Regions from separate parts of the Homo sapiens genome. Here region 1 is linked to region 2. The links are chromatin loops, found by intact Hi-C in ENCODE. Cell type or tissue: endothelial cell of umbilical vein. All regions are shown on one strand. Links, peaks and the distances in the headings refer to the core of each region. The heading gives the core; the rest is flanking DNA.

Region 1 (8,000 bases), core at 1-8,000, 85 kb after region 2:
TGCATGTTATCATTTGGGACTGCAAAGCTTCTTTGTTTCCTTTGTTTTTTGTCTTGGTTATGCATCTATGCCATTAATAATTCTGGAAATAAGGTGTCTTTTAAATAAAAGTTTTACTGATAATATTTTCATAGTTTAAGTATAATCAGGTGAAATATAAACTACTCACAAGCTTACTTTATGTTAAATACAGAAGTATTCCACATTTTATCCACTTACACTAACAAACAGCTATCAAAGTCTTTGTTTTCAAGGATAACCAGTCTACTAATAGACAACATACAGGACAACAAATATTAACATAAAACTGTTTTTCAGTAAAAACAAAAAATTGTTCTTTTCAGACTTTACAGATTAAGAAGCCTGTGGCAAACAATGTAATGAAGAGGCCAGTTTCATATAGAAACTGTATGTTAATCCAATAGAGTTTACTTCAAATAAGTTATTTTATTGGGTTACTAAGATTATACATAGGATTCAAGTCTGTGGCTGTTATCTGGAGGGACCGTTATTTGATTTCTGTGCTTGGCTGAGAAATACTGTAAGTATCTTGATGAGGCTGCCTTTTAAATAGAGGCCAGTGTTAAAACTAGAGCAGCTACTGCCACAGGACACACGCATACTTAAATACAATTTAAGAGTGCAGATCAATCACAGAGAAGTTTCCTACGTGGTTTTTACTTATTTCTTTTCTGGTTATTGTCTCTTAAATCATGTCACTGCTAATTAACAACTCCATTGGTTCTGAAAGAGAAAAATAACAGAGAAGAAAATCCCAAATTTATTGGTAGTGGTTGAAATTTAGGTTAGTCTGAATAAAATCTGAATCACTTAAAAAGCAATAACTACTACATTTTAGGCACAAAGAGTCACTCTATCTGCAAAACGGTACACTTACTTTTACAAGAATATTACGTATACAAATAAATGTTCTTTGCATTTTGATATGGCTTATTTTTAAATAGAATTAGAGATGTCTTATGAAATACTGCTTGTATTATAAATTTGCTTAGCTAACCTTTTTTTCAAACAGGTAAATTTCAGCCTAGACTGTTAAAAAAGAAAAAAATTAGTAAGTATTTTTTGTATTTAGAACTCAATTACTACAATCCATCCTACTTACGCTAAATAAAAATAAAAGACAAAATTAGTTACTAAATACTTTCATTTGATAAATTTCAGATAAAAAGATAGTTACAAATAAATGCAATATATCCACCTTACCAATATGAGCTCTGTCAGATATAATAAGCCTTTTTTCCCAGCCTTCTAGTCCTAGAAAGGGGAAAAAGATATATTTAATTGAATATTTTGTATAGCAGTTTTAAAATCTTAATTTCTTTTTTTTTTTTTTTTTTTTTGAGACAGAGTCTCGCTCTGTCACCCAGGCTGGAGTGCAGTGGTGTGATCTCGGCTCACTGCAAGCTCCACCTCCCGGGTTCACTGCCATTCTCCTGCCTCAGCCTCCCAAGTAGTTGGGACTACAGGCACCCGCCACCACACCTGGCTAATTTTTTTTTTGTAATTTTAGTAGAGACTGGGTTTCACCGTGTTAGCCAGGATGGTCTCGATCTCCTGACCTTGTGATCCACCCACCTCAGCCTAAGATCTTAATTTCTTTAGAAATATGTCTAGGCCAGGCGTGGTGGCTAACACCTGTAATCCCAACACTGTGGGAGGCCAAGGCAGGTGGATCACTTGAGGCCAGGGGTTCGAGACCAGCCTGGTCAACATGGTAAAACCCCGTCTCTACTAAAAATACGAAATTAGCTGGGTGTGGTGGTGGGTGCATCTAATCCCAGCTACTCGGGTAGCTGTGGCACGAGAATCACTTGAACCCAGGAGGCAGAGGTTGCAGTAAGCCAAGATTGTGCCACTACACTCCAGTGTATGTGGCGGAGCGAGATGCTGTCTCACAAAAAAGGAAACACAATCTCTAAAAGTGTTTTTACTGAAGCAATCAAGTTTGTATCTTTTCTTCTGTATAGGAAACATCATGTCTAACAAGAGTTTTCTCACATGTCATTCATTCCATACATAAATTCACTCACATGCTATCTTTCCAAATGTCTTGCTCTAAAAGCTCCAAATTCAAACCAGTCACATCCAAATAAAATACTTCTAGGAATCCAAAAGGCAAATGGTAGAAAAACATCATGCTGGGGAGGTTAGGTACCTGGCAGGGAGAAATTTGCCAGAAGGGAGTTAATTTTAGGAATGGCATCCTTTCCCAAAAGATAGTTATAACAAATATGGGCTGGGTGCGGTGGCTTACGCCTGTAATCCCAGCACTTTGGGAGGCCAAGGCGGGCGGATCACCTGAGGTCAGGAGATCGAGACCATCCTGACCAACATGGTGAAACCCCGTCTTTACTAAAAATACAAAAATTAGCTGGGTACGTGATGGCGGGCGCCTGTAATCCCAGCTACTCGGGAGGCTGAGGCAGGAGAATCACTTGAACCCGGGAGGCGGAGACTGCAGTGAGCCAAGATTGTGCCACTGCACTCCAGCCTGGCAACAGAGCAAGACTCCATCTTTAAAAAAAAAAAAAAAAAAAAAAAAGGTAAAGAAAATAAACTTTTTCATTAATTCTTCTAAAGTACTACTGTCAATTACTGTACTTACTACAGTGAATTGTGAGGTATATCTGTCCCCCCATTTAACTGTGGAAGACCTAGAGGAGGGGCTGTGAGCTTTCATAGCACAGGGCCTGTTATCCAGTAAGTGGTTTTAAAAATTACTTTTGGCTGAGAGCAGTGGCCTATAATCCTAGCACTTTGGGTGACCAAGGCAGGAGGATTGCTTGAGGCCTGGAGTTTGAGACCAGCCTGGGTGACACAGAAAGACCCCATCTCTACAAAAAAAAAAAAAAAAAATTAAAAAACCTAGTCAGGCATGGTGGCATGTGCCTACAGTCCCAGCTACTCGGGAGGCCGAAGCAGGAGGACTGCTTGAGCCCAGAAGGTAGAGGCTCACTACTGTGTTCACACCACTGCACTCCAGCATAGACGACAGAGCAAGACCATGTCTCCAAAAAAAAAAAAAGACGCTTGAATGAACAAATGAACCCAAATCGATGTTTTTCTTTAAAGACAATACTAAAGACAAATTGCTAAGCTGCAAACATTTCAAAACTAATCTTTAACAATGAAAAATTTGTTTTTCCCTGAAGATTTATTTTTAAAATATATTCCTTATAGATTAAGGAAGAGAACCTCCTCGGTAATGTGCTAAAAGGTAAACCTGGAATATTAAGCCTCCCCTTCTACGGTTGTTTTGACATACAAACATGTATTCTGAAGTTAGTTTAGGAGATATAATAAAGAAAATAGGACCAAGAAATTCAGTAAAGTAGATAAAGAGCAGGGTTGGATAGGCTAGAAGGAAAAAGGGAGTAGGACAAACTTATTAAAGGAGATGAGAGCAGAGAGCAGCATCAATATAAAAATCACAGACTAGGTCACAGGTAAAAACGCAGAAAGGAGAAAAGAGATGGTAGCAAAGACAGGGTTCTGTAGTGGTTAAGAACACCTGAAGACAGATTGCTACTTTTAAACCTGAACAGGGCGGGGCGCGGTGGCTCACATCTGTAATCCCAGCACCTTGGGAGGCCGAGGCAGGTGGATCACGAAGTCAGGAGTTTGAGACCATCCTGGCTAACACGGTGAAACCCCTTCTCTACTAAAAATACAAAAAATTAGCTGGGCATGGTGGCACGTGCCTATCGTCCCAGCTACTCAGAAAGCTGAGGCAGGAGAATCACTTGGACCCACGAAGCAGAAGGTGCAGTGAGCCAAGATCACGCCACTGCACTGCAGCCTGGGTGACAGAGAGAGACTCCGTCTCCAAAAAAAAAAAAAAAAAAAAAAAAAAAAACAAACCTGAACATACTATAACAGTAATTGAGTGTTTTAAATGTGAGCTAATTCAAGGGGAAACTAACTATACTAATGATTTTCCTCAATTATGTATTACAGGTTGAGTCTCCTTTATTCCAAATACCAGAATATTTCAGATTTCAGATTTTTTTTGGACTTTGGAATATCTGCATATAAATAATGAGATCTCTGGGGGGTGGGGCTCAAATATATACATGAAATTCATTTATGTTTCATATACACCTTACATATCAATTGAGGCAATTTTATACAATATTTTAAATAATTTTGTGCATGAAACGAAGTTTGTTTCCTCTTCCTCCTCCTTCTCTTCCTCCTTCATCCTCCTCCTCTACCTCTGTCCTTCTCTTCTTCCTCCTTCATCCTCCTCCACCTCTGTCCTTCTCTTCTTCCTCCTTCATCCTCCTCCTCTACCTCCATCCTTCTCTTCCTCCTCCATCCTCCTCTTCCTCCTCCATCTGTGGTTGTTTACCAACACCAACATTCTTGACTCTGAATTTATATGCTACTGATGAGTAATCATTTCCTTACACTTATTCACACACAAGTACTTAACAGTCAAAAATATGACATACCACCAATACAGTGGGAAAAATGTGTTCAGGGTAAGTAAGCAGTACAGCAGCAGCACCAGAGTATCTGTATCAGCTGGCAAACAGCAGCAACAACGAAGCAGGCTTCCAGTCTCCACCTGTATTCTATATTTCATTTATTACCACAGTTGGCACATCCAGCTAGTACACATGCCACTTTATTGCCCTCTGTGGGAACGCTGGTGTGGGGGAATCTGGGCGTGCATGGAAAAGATATATGAAAGCTGAAAGGGGAGAAGGCCTTTTTTCCCCTGGAAACACTGAATAAACTGTGTGCGTGCCTATGTTTGGACTGTGACTCGCTGCATGAGGTCGGGTATGGAACTTTCCACTTGTGGTGTCATGTCTGTGTTCAAAAAGTTTCAGATTTTGGGAGCATTTTGGATTTCAGATTTTTGTATTACGGATGTTTAACCTGTATTTGTATTATCAAATTCCCCTCACACCCTAATGAGATGGCCAAGGTTAATGTAAACACATCTCTAAAAATCCAAGAGATCAGGAAAGGCAAGAATCCAGGACTATTTATTTTAAGAAGATGGGCATGGATATATTGTATAAAAGCAGCATTTACTTCATTTAGAAGGAGGGACCTAAACGATTCCCCTTACATCTGTGTAGCATGGGAAAAAACAAAAATTCCCTTTTATCCCTGAGTTGTAGCAACGAAAGGAGAGCTCCAGATCCTCTAGAAAACAAGACTGACAGTGTGCAAACTCAGGAATTTCCTAGTTTTGTCACCCACATATTGTAATTCTAGCTATCTTAAGATAAAGTTTGTAGATGACTAATGTGTAAAAAAATCAGGACTTAATACAATGACATAAGATGTTGGTCTTCTGTTTAAAACACTGTTTATAATGAATAAAACTTAATAACTGACATTAAAAATTCGTCTATAATAGCCCGAAATTTTAAAGCATAAGACAAACATGTTGTTCGTCTGGCATAAGATCCTAATAAAACTTTACAAAGAACAACTGGTTACCAAGTAGACTCATTCTTTCATACCTTTTCCTTTTTGAACATTTTTCTCTGCTTCTTCAAACAATCCAGGTAGATGAATTACCACACCATTTCCTAAAGGAAAACCAACAAATCCCAACGGTAAACATCTATAACTCAGACATATGTAACTTAAAGGACATTCTGATTTACCACGGTGTTACCACAGAAATGATTCCAAGTTTTACACAGGAGTATAATTTAAATACATAATGGAACATAATATAGTGAATATAAAACACTAGAATTATACTCAATGAAGCTGAAAATTTCTTGAAAACAAAGTGAAATATGATTTTGAAGGAAACTAATTATGTAATTTTAAGCAAATGGAACATGGTCACAGTACATGCTAAATCAGTATCTTTCAAGTTGGGGAATCACACCCTATTAGTGGTCATAAATCAATTTAGTAGGTTGTGATAAGGATTTTTAAAAATTAAAAGGAGAGTAGAAAAGATCAGATTGCATCATTTATTGTAAGGGTTCAAAATAAATTCATGAACCTCTCATATTTCTTACTATGAGTCATGGTTGAAAGTATTTGTGGAAAAAAAAGTATTTGGAAAACTGATTCAATGATCTAATACTTCTTTACAGAATTAAGATTGTCAGTGAGCACAGATGAATGCAAAGTAATCATTCCAAAAAGTATTACTGTTAAAAGATCTTACAGTGACAAATAGCCAAAGTCATGTATATTCCAGAAGGTATCAAGGTCAAAATTAATAAGAGATCAATGAACCATCTGGTCAGTGAGAGATGAAAACAGTTTTGACAATAAAAAATAAACGCCATTATCAACTGGTGGGGGGGAATCTCCATGCAGTTCAGTTTATATACTTACCAATGAATGCAGTGACATTTGGATTAATTATTCCACTGGGTAAGAGATGAAAATCATATTCCACAGAATCCACAACAACTGTATGGCCAGCATTATTTCCTCCCTAAAATGTAAGATAGGGGAAAATTGAGCCTGATGATAAATACTACAAATAACCTATCTCCCTCCAAAGTGAATTAATGACCTCCTGCCAAAAGGTCAACTTAAGAGAGCCCAAATATTTACCACCTCTACTCATTTGTAAAAGGCTTTAAAATAGTTTGGCTGTCTCCTTTCCCCACTGTAGAATACTTGAGTGATTATCCTGAAAGAATATAGAAATTGGGGAATTCAGGTTTCTGAAAGACAGAAAATCATATTCCTTCTTAAAAGAGGGGAAAAAAAGTGAAAAAAATACATAGAGCAATTAGTCTGTCTTTGGCTATGGAGGATTATGGCAATCTAACCATGATATTCCATCTACACACACACAAAAAATCTCTTAAGATAGAGTAATCTATCCAGTTACCCTAACTTGATGTAAATATTCATAGAATTCCCATCATCCTAAGAGTGTGTCAAGCAACTCTGTGACCTGAAATTTGTATTCTTACATGGACTTAACAAGTATCTCCCCCAAATACTGGTTATCCTTGGCCTCTGATTTATAAACCAGTCTTGTAGGTTTGGTTAGTGACAGATCCCTAGAACCTGCTCATCTCTGGATAAAGTAATATCCTGGCTCAAGGAACTGCTAACACTGAGAATCATACTATAAACCCATGATTAAATTTCCATTCTATGAAGCTTATGCAGAAATAACAAAATGGAAAAAGTCAAATTACAAAAAGTAGGTACAAAGGAGACTAAATATTAAGTAACCAGATAACTTTTCTAAGTTTAAAAAACATGGAAGAAAACACAAGTTTTTACATTTATGTCAGCTGATTACACGTTTAAACTTCTATACAATATTAACACACTTTTAAAAGTATACTCGGGATGTATTTGCAACAAATAAAAACTTTAACAACATCCTTCTATAACATTAAAAAATACTAATCAAAACTATATTGCCTCAGAATCACTAGGCTGATCGTGAGGCTATTTTTTTCATTTTTCATTTTTGTTGCCACGTAGTATTACATACATTTATGTGTTGCATGAGATATTTTGATACAAGCATATGAGTAATAATTATATCCAGGTAAATATGGTATCTATCACCTCAAGCATTTATCCTTTCATTGTGTTACAATCTAATTATACTGAGTTATTTAAAAATGTATAATTACTGTTGACTGTAGTCCCCTGTTGTGCTGTCAAATACTAGATGTATTTTTATCTAACTATATTTGTATACCCATTAACCATCTCCCCACCCCATACCCCACTCTTACCACTACCTTTCCCAGCGTTTGGTAACCATCCTTCTACTCTCTATCTCCATGAGTTCCACTGTTTTAATTTTTAGCTCCCACAAGTTAAGTGGGAACATGTGAAGTTTGTCTTTCTGTGCTTGGCTTACTTCACGTAACATAATGACCTCCAGTTCCATCCACGTTGTTGCAAATGACAGGATTTCATTCTTTTTTTGGTTGAATAGTACTCCACTTTGTTTATGTGGAGTTTAATATATGCCATACATTAGTCTTCAAAGAGTTCCTTATCTGCCT
Region 2 (11,701 bases), core at 3,702-11,701:
AACTTTGCCTTTACTGCCTGTGTAACTATGGGTCAGACACTCAGTGTTTCCAGGCCTCAGTTGCTTCCTTCGCAAGTTGGATTTTGTAGTACCCACCTCATAACACTGTGAGAACTTAAAAAAATAATCTGTTGGGCATGGAGGCTCACACCTGTAATCCCAGCACTTTGGGAGGCCCAGGTGAAAGGACTGCTTGAGCCCAGGAGTTCAAGACCAGCCTCGGCAACATAGGGAGACCTTGTCTCTACAAAAAAACCCAAAAATTAGCTAGTCATGGTGGCATGCATCTGCAATCCCAGCCAATTGGGAAGCTGAGGTGGGAGGTTTGCTTGAGCCCGGGAGGTCGAGGCTGTAGTGAGTTATGATTGCACCACTGCACTCCAGCCTGAGGGACAAAGTGAGAACCTGTCTCAAAAAAAAAAAAAAAGACAGAAAAAGAAAAAGAACCTCATGAGGAGGAGACTTCAGCAACATGTCAGGCTTGCAATAAGGGCTCCACAAATGGAAGTTACGTAGCAAGTATCAATCTTGTTCCAAAACTTACATAAATAACTTTTTTTTACATTTCTTTATTTTCCATAAACTTAATTTTGACTGTGGTCTACGTTCCGGCTTCCATTTCAGGTGTTTCTCTCCAGGATCTTGCTACTTATTGATGACACCGTATCAAGGCGCCAGAGTCCAAATGGTCATCATAAGAAAAACTGCACCTAACTTCCACAGCCTCCTAGGAGGCCCAGAGACATCACTGTACTTGCCTGCCATCCTATGTGGTGCTGGAAAAAAAAAAAAAAAAAAAAAAAGAGGGGGCAAGAGAAATAAAACAAGTTTCCATAGTAAAACAGCACATAGCTCATCTTCTGCCGTGGTTACGATTAGCACTGAAACGTGACTGTGAGCTCTGACTGTGTTGTGACAACCATGTTATCATCAATCTTTCTTCCCTGTGGCCACACAAGGCTCAGGAACTAGGATTTTAGTGACAGTGGCATCTGGCTCTTTCTCAGTACCCCTGTTTTCTGTTGTTGTTGTTTTTGTTTGTTTGTTTTTTACTATAACTCCTGCCTTTCCTAAGTATAAAGGGAAAGGAAATATTGGTATACAATATCTAACATTTTTTCAACAAGTGAATGAATGAAGGGAGGTGACTGGGTAGAAAATTCCTATTTAAAAACAAAATTCCTTTACAGACAGGTAGATCTTGTCCTGCTCAACACATATGAGGGTCTGGCTCTGCAGAGATGGGCTTCAAGGCCGGGTGCGGTGGCTCACGCCTGTAATCCTAGTACTTTGGGAGGCCAAGGCAGGCGGATCACCTGAGGTCAGGAATTCCAGACCAGCCTGGCTCACATGGCGAAACCCCATCTCTACTAAAAATACAAAAACTAGCTGGGAGTGGTGGCGCGTGCCTGTAGTCCCAGCTACTCAGGAGGCTGAGGCAAGAGAATCTCTTGAACATGGGAGGTGGAGGTGCTGAGATCCTGCCACTGCACTCCGGCCTGGGCCACACAGCAAGACTTGGTCAAAAAAAAAAAAAAAAAAAGGGATGGGCTTCAACAGGATAGAAGCTCACTGCTCTTTCATCTAAACCCAGTCCCGAGGAAAGGAGTCAGGAGCTGGTTTGGTGGCTCCACAAGCATCAGGGAACCAGCCTTCTTCAAATGTATTATTCCACCATCCTACATTCCCGGCTTCCATCACAGGGACCCAGGACTGCTTGTACCCCCGCATCCCGTCTGCATCTCCACCAAACAGGAAGGAGAAGACCATGCCTTTTAAAAATAGCACAGAGCACTCTCACCATTGCATTTCCTTGGCCAAAATTAGACACATAGCCACACTTAAATGTGACATACAAGGACCTGGCCACCCAGCCTGCTGCCATTAATGCATGTTTCACTGAACACTATAATCCTCACTCAAGCAGAGGCTGCTGGATGCCACCGTCCCAAAGTAGGTACCCCACATATGCTGCACGGTTCCAGTCAACCCAGTGCTTACCTAACCAGCAAATCTAGATGTTGCCAGCCAACACAACATTGAGACACTGCGATTTTCTGACATGAGACCTACACAGTTCTCAGTCTTGGCTTTAAAAACCGACTGCATTTGGCCTCCCTTGAACCAAATCCCCCAGAACCTAGAATCTGTGCTAGATTGAGTTTCTTGCTCAAGGATATAACTTTCCCACTCATTGCACCATCTGTACTCTCTTAGTCTTTCTATATTTTTTTCTTAAACAAATGAAAGGGAGGCTGAGGAATATAGTCTTTAGGTGAGTCACCCCTGAGTACAGCTAAAAAGTGAGGGCTCTATAAGGACGGAATAGATATGAGGGACAAATAGCAGTCTCTATCACACCCATAAATTGGTTGAAAAAAAAACATGGTGGCTCACTCCTGTAATCACATCACTTTGGGAGGATCACTAGAGGCCAGCAGTTCAAGATCTGTCTGGGCAATGTGGCGAAATCTCATCTCTACAAAAAATTTTTACAAATTAGCCAGTCACAGTGGTGCGCACCTGTTGTCCTAGCTACTCGGAAGGCTGACGTGGGAGGATTGCTTGAGCCCAGGAGTTCAAGGTTGCAGTGAGCCCTGATCACACCACTGCCCTCCAGCCTGGGTGACAGAGCGAGACCCTGCCTCTACCAAAAAAAAAAAAAAAAGTAGAGTTTAAAGTCAAAATAACCATAGCCCTGCTCCCTCCCCAGCAGGCTTCAGATGGATTCATGCAGTGATACTGTGGATTTGAAACACTCTTACCTAGATCCTAAGCAGTCAGATGACCAAGTGACATCTGGGTATAAATGAATAGTGCCATGGACCTGTGCACTTGTCACCACACATTCAACACCAGCAGCCCACTTGGGCCTGAGCTAGCAAGTAGGACTGTGTCTCTTTAACCCCACAAACTTCAGGTCAGTAAAAAGAGCACTCGACTTGGAGTCAAGATCTCCAAGGTGAATCAGAGCTCAGCTGTCTAGTAAGTGACTGATTTTGTGTAGGTGCCAGAAACGGAAATAATAATAAGGCCAATGAACGCACGATGAGAAGTTATCATGGACCAGGCACTGTGCTAAGCTAATGTGCATTGATTCTTTATTCCCCATAACAATCCTACAATCTAGATCATAATGATCTTACTGCCATTCTTCAAATGAGAAAATTAAGGCTCTGAAAGTAAGGAATGACCAATGGAGCCAATAAAGTAGTAGCATGAGAATTTAAAATCAGAGCTCAGCCTGGGCAACATAATGAGACCCTATCTCTACAAAAAATTTAAAAATTAGTGAGGTATGATGTCTCATGCCTGTAGTCCCAGCCACTCTGGAGGCTGAGGTGTGAGGATTGCTTGAGCCCAGGAGGTTAAGGCTGCAGTGAGCCATGGTTGTGCCACTGCACTCCAGCCTGAGTGACAAGTGAGACCCTGTCTCAAAATAAAATAAAATAAAATAAAATAATGAAACCAGGGCTCTGTGGCCAGACTTCTTGCTCTTAACAAACCTATGCTGCTTCTAATGAAGAAGAGAAGATACGTGCCAACTTTAAGGTGTAACTGGGCTGGCACACAGGTAGACAGTACATAGTGATCAGTGGTGTGGGAGAGGGCTTACAAGGTCAGGTGGGTAGGGGACACTCCCTAGATGAAGAATGAATAGAAATCAGCCAGGCAGACATGAGGAGCAATGTGTCTACAGCCAGGAAGCAGCACGCGTGACAGCATGGCTGCATCAACTGCACAGTGGCTGCTGGGCCCCAGACATTGTGTTTGCTATCACGGGGAATGGAAGCGGAAGGTGGAAAAAGATAGTTCATTTTTCAGCGAGGAAAACATTCTGTAGAAAACCCCCAATGGATGTTTCCTTACATCTTGTTGGTTATGTTGGTTAGAACTAAGTCACAAAGGTGCTCTGAGCTGTGAGGAAGGACAGAGCCATGAGCATAGAACTAAGAGGATTGGGAACTGGATGTGGCAGTGTGCACTTGTAGTACTAGCTACTCAGGAGGTTGTACCTGGAGTAATAGCTACAGGAGATTGGAGTGGGAAGATTACTTGAGCACTGGAGTTTGAGACCATCCTGGGCAACATAGAGAGACCTTGTCTCAAAAACAAAACAAAACAAAACAAAACAAAAAACCCCGAGACCAAAAAGTGAACAAACAAAACACACACACACACACACACACACACACACACACACACACACACACAAAAGGGAATGGGATCTCCAAACTTGGCTGAGATCAACCATAATCATTCTCTTGGGCTGGGCCGACTGCAACCTGAACAAAATTGTGGTTGTGTTGGCCAGGAAGAAATGAGGGCTGCTCGGTGGAGAGGGGACCTACAGGCTCAGCTCACAGTCTTTCAAACAGGTCCAAACAAGAAGTGATAAGGAACAGAACTAGCAGATGAGTTGAGAACAGCATGGTGAGACTATCAGGAAGCAGAAGTGAAAGTACTTAGTGAGCTACCAGAAGTGAGGGCTGAGGGAGAAGGATTCTTAGGCGATTCCCAAATGTATGACTTGGGTGACTGAGATGTCGGTGATTTAATTAATTGGGGGCGGAGGGTGAGGACTGGGGAAGGCAGGCTAATGAGATGCACAAAATGATCTTATGACTTAGGAGACAATCTTTTGCTTGGGGGATCCTTCAGAGACTTTCCTGTCTCTTGATCTGTTGGGCAAATCAAATAAAGAAAGCAAGTAAAAGCCTTTTCGTATAAGCCTCATATAATGGTAAATGTCTTCATCTCTTAAATAGAAAGCAGCTGGGGTGGCTGCCTGATCTTATTTCCCCAGTGGCTGTGTCTATGTGACCTGACCCCAACAGACAGGGTGTCATGGAAGCCGCGTCATATCAATGGCAGTGCCCAAGGGACCATGAACCCCTGCTTCTGGGATCCCAAGACCTGACCTGGTACTGCCTCCTTGAGGCATGGTGAGTCCCGTCCTTCCTTCAATTCTATAGTCCACTCCAATAAACTGCCTTCCAAGAAGTTAATTTTTTTATCAAGTTAATAGTGATTATTTTTGTAACTTAAAACCAAAAGAACTCTATTTAAGTCCTTGATAAGGTCTTTAAAGGTATACAGTATGCCACAAATTCCCACATGGGGTACTCATGCCAACAGTGTTTCCTTAGAATCTTATCATGAGCAAATGAGAAAAAAATTGACTGTGAGACATTCTACAACTGGCACACACTCTTTAAACCAAGTTATTATCATGAAAAGTAAACAAAAGAATGAGGGGAAATAGATTAGAAGAGGCCAGAGACATAATAACCGAATAGAATGTGATTCGATCATGGGTCACTGAAAATAAGAGAGGAAGAAAAGATACATTTCGAAAAACATTTGTGGGTCATTTACAAAAATTCAAATTTGGACTGTATATGTGATGGTATTATAAAATTAGTGTTACTTTTCTTAGATGAGACAGCCCACTGGGGTTAACAGAAAATGTTCCTATTCTTAGGAAATGCATGCTGAAATATTTAGAATTAACTGTCATGATGTCTACTTTCAAATGGTTCGGAAAAAAATTATATAATGTGAAAATATTAAAAATTGGTGAAACTAGGTTGAAGGTACATGAACGCTTGTTGTATTCTTTCAACTTTTCTGTAAGTTTGAAATTTTCTCAATAAAATATTTGATTATACAATTATAAATGGTCAATTTACAATAAAAAAATCCAGGGGAAAGTGAAAAAAGGTCTGAGGAGAATATCCAATATGCAATTGTCCCAAAGGACAGTTTATGTCAATGAGTCAGAGTGTGACCTCCCAGTCTACATAGCTTTTTGAGGTTTATGGCTGTACTATATAATTATAACTAACATTTGCAAACAACAAAGTGCTGTCACAGACATTCTGCTTGTAATCCCGTTGGGAATGAGCCTCATGTGGTAGGTTTTATTGCCCTGTTTTATAGCCAAGGTGCAGAGCTGCACTTTTGGCCTATGATCGTCTCCACGTCTCCTAGAATTTCCTCACTCCCAGCTGGCCAGTACAGGAATGAGTACCTGGCAGGTTCTCCTTAAACACTATGTATTGTGTGTCTGATAAAGAGACATTTTTAAATTGTCATTGAGAATATTATGTCAGATAGTTCTGCAAAATGTGGCTTTTGTAAATAAAAAAAATGTTTTTTGTTTTGTTTTTTTTTGAGACGGAGTCTCTCTCTGTCGCCCAGGCTGGAGTGCAGTGGCATGATGTTGGCTCACTGCAAGCTCCGCCTTCCGGGTTCACGCCATTCTCCTGCCTCAGCCTCTGGAGTAGCTGGGATTACAGGTGCCCACCACCAAGCCCGGCTAATTTTTTGTATTTTTAGCAGAGACGGGGTTTCACCGTGTTAGCCAGGATGGTCTCGATCTCCTGACCTCATGATCCACCCGCCTTGGCCTCTCAAAGTGCTGGGATTACAGGTGTGAGCCACCATGTCCAGCCAAAAAATTGTTTTTGAGACAGGGTCTCACTATGTTGCCTAGTCTGGTCTCGAACTCCTGGCCTCAATCGATCCTCCTGCCACTTGGCCTCCTGAGTAGCTGGGACTACAGGTGCACGTGACCATGGGTCTAATGGAATAATGGGATGGAATGGCTGACGGAATGCTCTTTAGCCACCATCTTCTTCATTCCCTCCCCTACCCCCAAAGCACATGGTGTACCTGCTCCAGTGTAAACATCGCAACATTTGACCGGAGACAGATGGAAAACGGCAGGGTTGCAGTTCTTTTGAAGGGGGAGGTCCTTTGGCCTTGAGTTGGTCTCTTAGACAGGGTTTCCTGGGCTCCACACTCTGAGATGGAAATTTTCATGAAGCAGTCTGTTGGGAAGTGGTCTATCGGGGCGTGCTTGTGTAGCAACACGTGGAAGGGAGTGAAGAAAACAGGATTTGGCAAAGGGAGAAGCTGAACTATGAGTCACTTACTTCAGATGCGTCAGCCAATGCCACGGAAAGCTCTGAAACTAGAATGGAACTCCAGAGATGTCCCAAATTCAAGCAAGAAGGCTGGACTTTTGTATCCCCGTGTTAATCAATCTTTGGACATGGGCTACCCCAGGAAGGGTGTGTAATCTTGGGTAATGCCAATTCTTGGCACATAAGTGAACTATGATCTAGGAGCAGGCAAAGCTTTCAGCTGGGGAATAGGACCTTGGTCCTCAAGAGGGCCTCCAGAAAGTGCATCGGGCTCTGCGGCAGGGGACTTCCCAGTCTGGGCCAGGACCCAGCCCAAGAGGACGGATTGCTTTTCTTTGTCATATCTCTTGTTCTCTTTTAATCTAGAAGAGTTTCTCAGCCTTCTGGTATCTTTTTTGACTTTATCATTTTTAAAGAGTCCAGGCCAGTTATGCTGTAGAATGTTTGAATTTGTCTAATCTTTCCTTCTGACTGAAATTCAGATTATTTTTCTTTGACTCATCATTTCTTTCCTCTCTTAGTGGGTCAGGCACTTCCCCTGCGGGTCATGTTGCTGCTCCATCTAATTATCGTCTGGCGGCCAGCAGAGGAAATGGTAAATCCTGAAGCGGTGGTGAGACGACCCCTGCATTATCTTCAAGCCGTCAAGCCAGGGAGGAATAATAACCCCGGACAGAGAGGAATCTGAGTTTGCAAGCCGTCAAGTGCATTGACCTCTTTGTCCTCAACCAAATCTGAGGTCACCAATCCTTTCCAAACTCAGCCATGATGTTGGCAGAGCAGATTTGCCAGGTTCTTCTCGGGGGCCCCACTACCCTTATATTTAAATCCTTAGTCTAATTCTCATCTTTTCCTGCCCCCCTGCTGCAGGAAATGAGAGCCCCTCTGTATGCTGCAAAGGGGGAGCCCTGCTTTCACACTTTGCCTAAATTAATGATGATGTTTACCGTCTTACTGCAAAGCATAGATTGTACTCATCAGGAACCAGCCAGTTTCATTACTCTCATAATGACTTCTCCAACCTCTCAAATGCCTGAGAAACTGCACCTGCCAGTTGCTTCCTCCTCCTCCTACTCTGTCCTTTTGTGCTGTAAGTGAAACTTTTTTTTTTTTTTTTTTGAAACGGAGTTTTGCTCTTGTTGCCCAGGCTGGAGTGCAATGGCTCGATCTCGGCTCACTGCAAGCTCTGCCTCCCGGATTCAAGCGATTCTCCTGCCTCAGCCTTCCGAGTAGCTGGGATTACAGGCATGCGCCACCACGCCCGGCTAATTCTGTATTTTTAGTAGAGACGGGGGTTTCACCATGTTGGCCGGGCTGGTCTCGAACTCCCGACCTCAGGTGATCCGCCCGCCTTGACCTCCCAAAGTGCTGGGATTACAGGCGTGAGCCACCACGCCCGGCTTAAGTGAAAGTTTTAACACTTGCTTCCCTACAGAATGCCAGGGGCTAGCCCTACTCCACCTCCCACCGGTAAGGAGGACTTTACTGATAGCCTGCTGGTGTGACCTGCACGTATATATCCAGATGGCCTGAAGTAACTGAAGAATCACAGAGGAAGTGAAATTTAAATGGCCTGTTCCTGCCTTAACTGATGACATTCCACTACAAAAGAAGTGAAAATGGCCGGTCCTTGCCTTAACCGATGACATTACCTTGTGAAATTCCTCCTCCTGGCTCATCCTGGCTCAAAAAGCTCCCCCACGGAGCACCTTGTCACCCCCACTCCTGCCCGCCAGAGAACAACCCCCCTTTGACTGTAATTTTCCTTTACCTACCCAAATCTTATAAAACGGCCTCACCCCTATCTCCCCTTTGCTGACTCTCTTTTCGGACTCAGACGGCCTGCACCCAGCTGATTAAAAAGCTTTATCGCTCACACAAAGCCTGTTTGGTTGTCTCTTCACACGAACGCGAGTGAAACTTTCTTCTTTGTACTTTCTGTTATATTGCCAGGTATGTCTTACGTAAAGAACATGGGGATTTTTTGTTCATTTTTTTTCCTCAGTGAAGAATACTGGTTATTACTCTTAAAACGCCTTTGACGTCAAATAGCTGGATTCAAATCATAGATTCATTACGGCCTCGTTGTGTGACTGTTAGGCAAGTTCCGTAGCTTCTTCTCTTAGCCTTCATTTCAAATAGAAATACTTCATTTTCAAAAGAGAATCTCCTTCCATGGTGGTGGTGGAGATTCTAGATGGTGTGTGTCTAATAGCTAAAAAAACGTGTGGTGCTCACTCAACAAATCAAACCAATTTATCCTTTCTCTTAGTGTGGTTCCAGTTTGTTGCTTCTGTCCTCATATATTTATTTAAGTTTTCCCTAGCTTATCTGCTTTCAACAAAATGCTGTCACCAAGACTCTGTCATTACATTATTTTATGCCTGTTCCATGTAGGTTAAGCTCCCAGCAGGAACCCAGCCTGGCCCCTGGTCTCTCCTGAGTGCCTTCTGGAATCTTATGGAAATATTTTACATTCTAACCTGCAAACTGTATATAAGTGAGAAGTGTCCCTGTTTCCAGGACAACCTACTGTAGATAATGCCAGTGTTGGCTGGGTGTGGTGGCTCACGCCTGTAATCCCAGCACTTTGGGAGGCCGAGGCGGGAGGATCATGAGGTCAGGAGATCGAGACCATCCTGGCCGTGGTGAAACCCCGTCTCTACTAATATACAGAAACTTAGCCGGGCGTGGTGGCACGCGCCTGTAGTCCCAGCTACTCAGGAGGCTGAGGCAGGGGAATCGCTTGAATCCGGGAGGCAGAGCTTGCAGTGAGCCGAGATTGTGGCACTGTACTCCAGCCTGGGCAACAGAGACTCCATCACAAAAAAAAAAAAAGAAAAAAAAATGCCAGTGTTTCGTTTTGGTTTGGTTTGGTTTTGACAGAGGTTGGTCAGAATAAATATTTTTGCCACTCTCTTCTTCTCAGGTTATGGCTTGCTTCTATATAGTGGTGCTGTTGTGATACTCCATGGATTGGTTTGCAGCATATTTTTAAATAATTAAAATTATCCTTTGATACCTGCAAAGGAGCAGGTTGGAGCCTGACCTAACCTTGGACAAGGCGGGGCTGGCCTCATCTGCCCCTCGTGCCAAACCATCCTTCCTCAATTCCAGCTTGCAAAGGGCAGGACTCCTCAGTGTGGCACCACCCAGATTTTCACCTTACGTTGTCCTTGGGACAATCTTTACAGGAAAGCAAGCTCTAGTGATTAGATAGCCTGGTTATTTGCCTACATGATTTTCCTTTTCACAGTAATTTTTGCCCCTTCTTTCATGTGCAGCTGGTCTCTCCCTAGAGACCAAAGGAGCACTCTTTTTCTAAGCCCAGGACCTGAAAGGCATTGCCTGGCAAAACCTTGCAAGCCAGTGTGCGTCACAATACCCTTTGAATGATGTAAAGGAATCAGGCCCTGCCACTCTGCAGTTGATCCAGCAGCAGGAGGCAGCTGTACCCATCACTGTCCTCAGAGTACTTTTAAGAACAAGGAGGTCTCTGCCCACGGCAGCCCAAGCAGGTAATAGCGGTTGGTTGTTACTGCCTGTACCTCTCTCTCGCCTCATTTAGAGGTTGCATTACTAAATGGTTGACTGCATTTCAAATATTTTAGAGACAGGAACTCACAACATAAAGAAACTTCATGGCAAGCCTTTTGGTAAAGCAAAAATGTCTTTTGGAAAGTGAATACTCATCTCTCTCAACTTTGAATTCTTGTCATAGTTTTAACTCAACGTGTCTTTTTTTTCTTAGAAACGGGTACACCTATATTAAATAAGATAATTGGTTCTCTGTGATACAAGAAGACCTAGGTTTTAAAAACTGTGAACTAGATTAACAGGTTACTGAGTTAGCTGATCGATTGATTTATTCACTCATTCTGAAGTATGCATCAAGCACTCCTTGGACAGCGAACACTTTGCAAGAGAATGAGTTAGGAGAAGGACAAAGAGAGTGAAGATCGTGGCCACCAAACGAAGTGGTCCCCAACATCTAGGAGCTCACATTTTACCTGAAGAGACAAAGTGCTGTATAAAACAGATGTCTTGGCCAAGCGTGGCGGCTCACACCTATAATCCCAACACTCTGGGAGGCCGAGGTGGGAGAATCACTTGAGCCCAGGAGTTTGAGACCAGCCCGGGCAACGTAGCAAGGTCCTGTCTCTGTTTAAGAAAACAAACAACAACAACAACAACAAAAAACCCAGATGTCTCGTTGTTTGAAGAATTTCTAGAACCTTATCCAAAGCCTGGTGGAGAGTTGTCACTAATTTTTCTTAAATAATAAAATGAATAAATCAATTCAGAAACCAATAAACCAAAAAGGAAAGGACTCAGAACCAAAATGCGTAGGAGAATCTCCCAGGGGCTCTGGGAATTCACAGGAGGGAAATGGGCCATTTGAAACTCAGAAGAGAGGCCTCCTAGGGAACGTATGTAGGACCTGAACAAAGCCCTGAAGAATGGGCTTAATTTAGGCTAGAGAAGGAAAAAAGAAAGAGTATTCAGGCAGCAGAATTCATTACAGAACTGGTGAGAGTCAGGGGAGAAGGGAACCAACCTTCCTGAACTGGGAAAACTGCCTGCCTGAGAAAACAGAAGCAACAGGGGACTATCAAAGTAACTCATTGCTGCGAGCCCTCTTCTAAACAGCCTCTCATCGCACAGGCTCAGAGGCAGCTAGTACAGTCACCATGCTCCTAGCCAGGGTGAGTCATGTCAATCCCAAAGCACTTCCCCACCCACGCCTTCTCTGCATCCTCAGATCACTA

The links. Peaks named below come from ENCODE experiments on the same cell type or tissue, not always from the same donor. Only the 100,000 strongest peaks of a DNase experiment are listed, where the experiment ranks them.
Region 1: a loop joins it to region 2, with 2.4 times the contacts of the local background. A loop is called at or near these places in 3 of 110 quality-filtered maps.

Annotation. Positions count from the first base shown.
Region 1 is chr1:244,431,321-244,439,320 of GRCh38, forward strand. ADSS2 (adenylosuccinate synthase 2) reads right to left here. Exons shown (of 13, transcript NM_001126.5): 2 at 6,346-6,448; 3 at 5,505-5,573; 4 at 1,225-1,275. Among named protein-coding and RNA genes, the nearest start is that of ADSS2, 17 kb to the right of the region's middle. In endothelial cell of umbilical vein, for the core only: no CTCF peak of the experiment used is centred there; DNase peaks (open chromatin) are centred at 4,591, 5,171, 5,811 and 6,201; H3K27ac peaks cover 3,197 bases.
Region 2 is chr1:244,342,285-244,353,985 of GRCh38, forward strand. SPMIP3 (sperm microtubule inner protein 3) reads left to right here and starts at 10,351. Exons shown (of 5, transcript NM_001012970.3): 1 at 10,351-10,450. RefSeq lists an enhancer at 8,301-8,360. In endothelial cell of umbilical vein, for the core only: no CTCF peak of the experiment used is centred there; DNase peaks (open chromatin) are centred at 5,087, 6,937, 7,517 and 11,687; H3K27ac peaks cover 4,049 bases.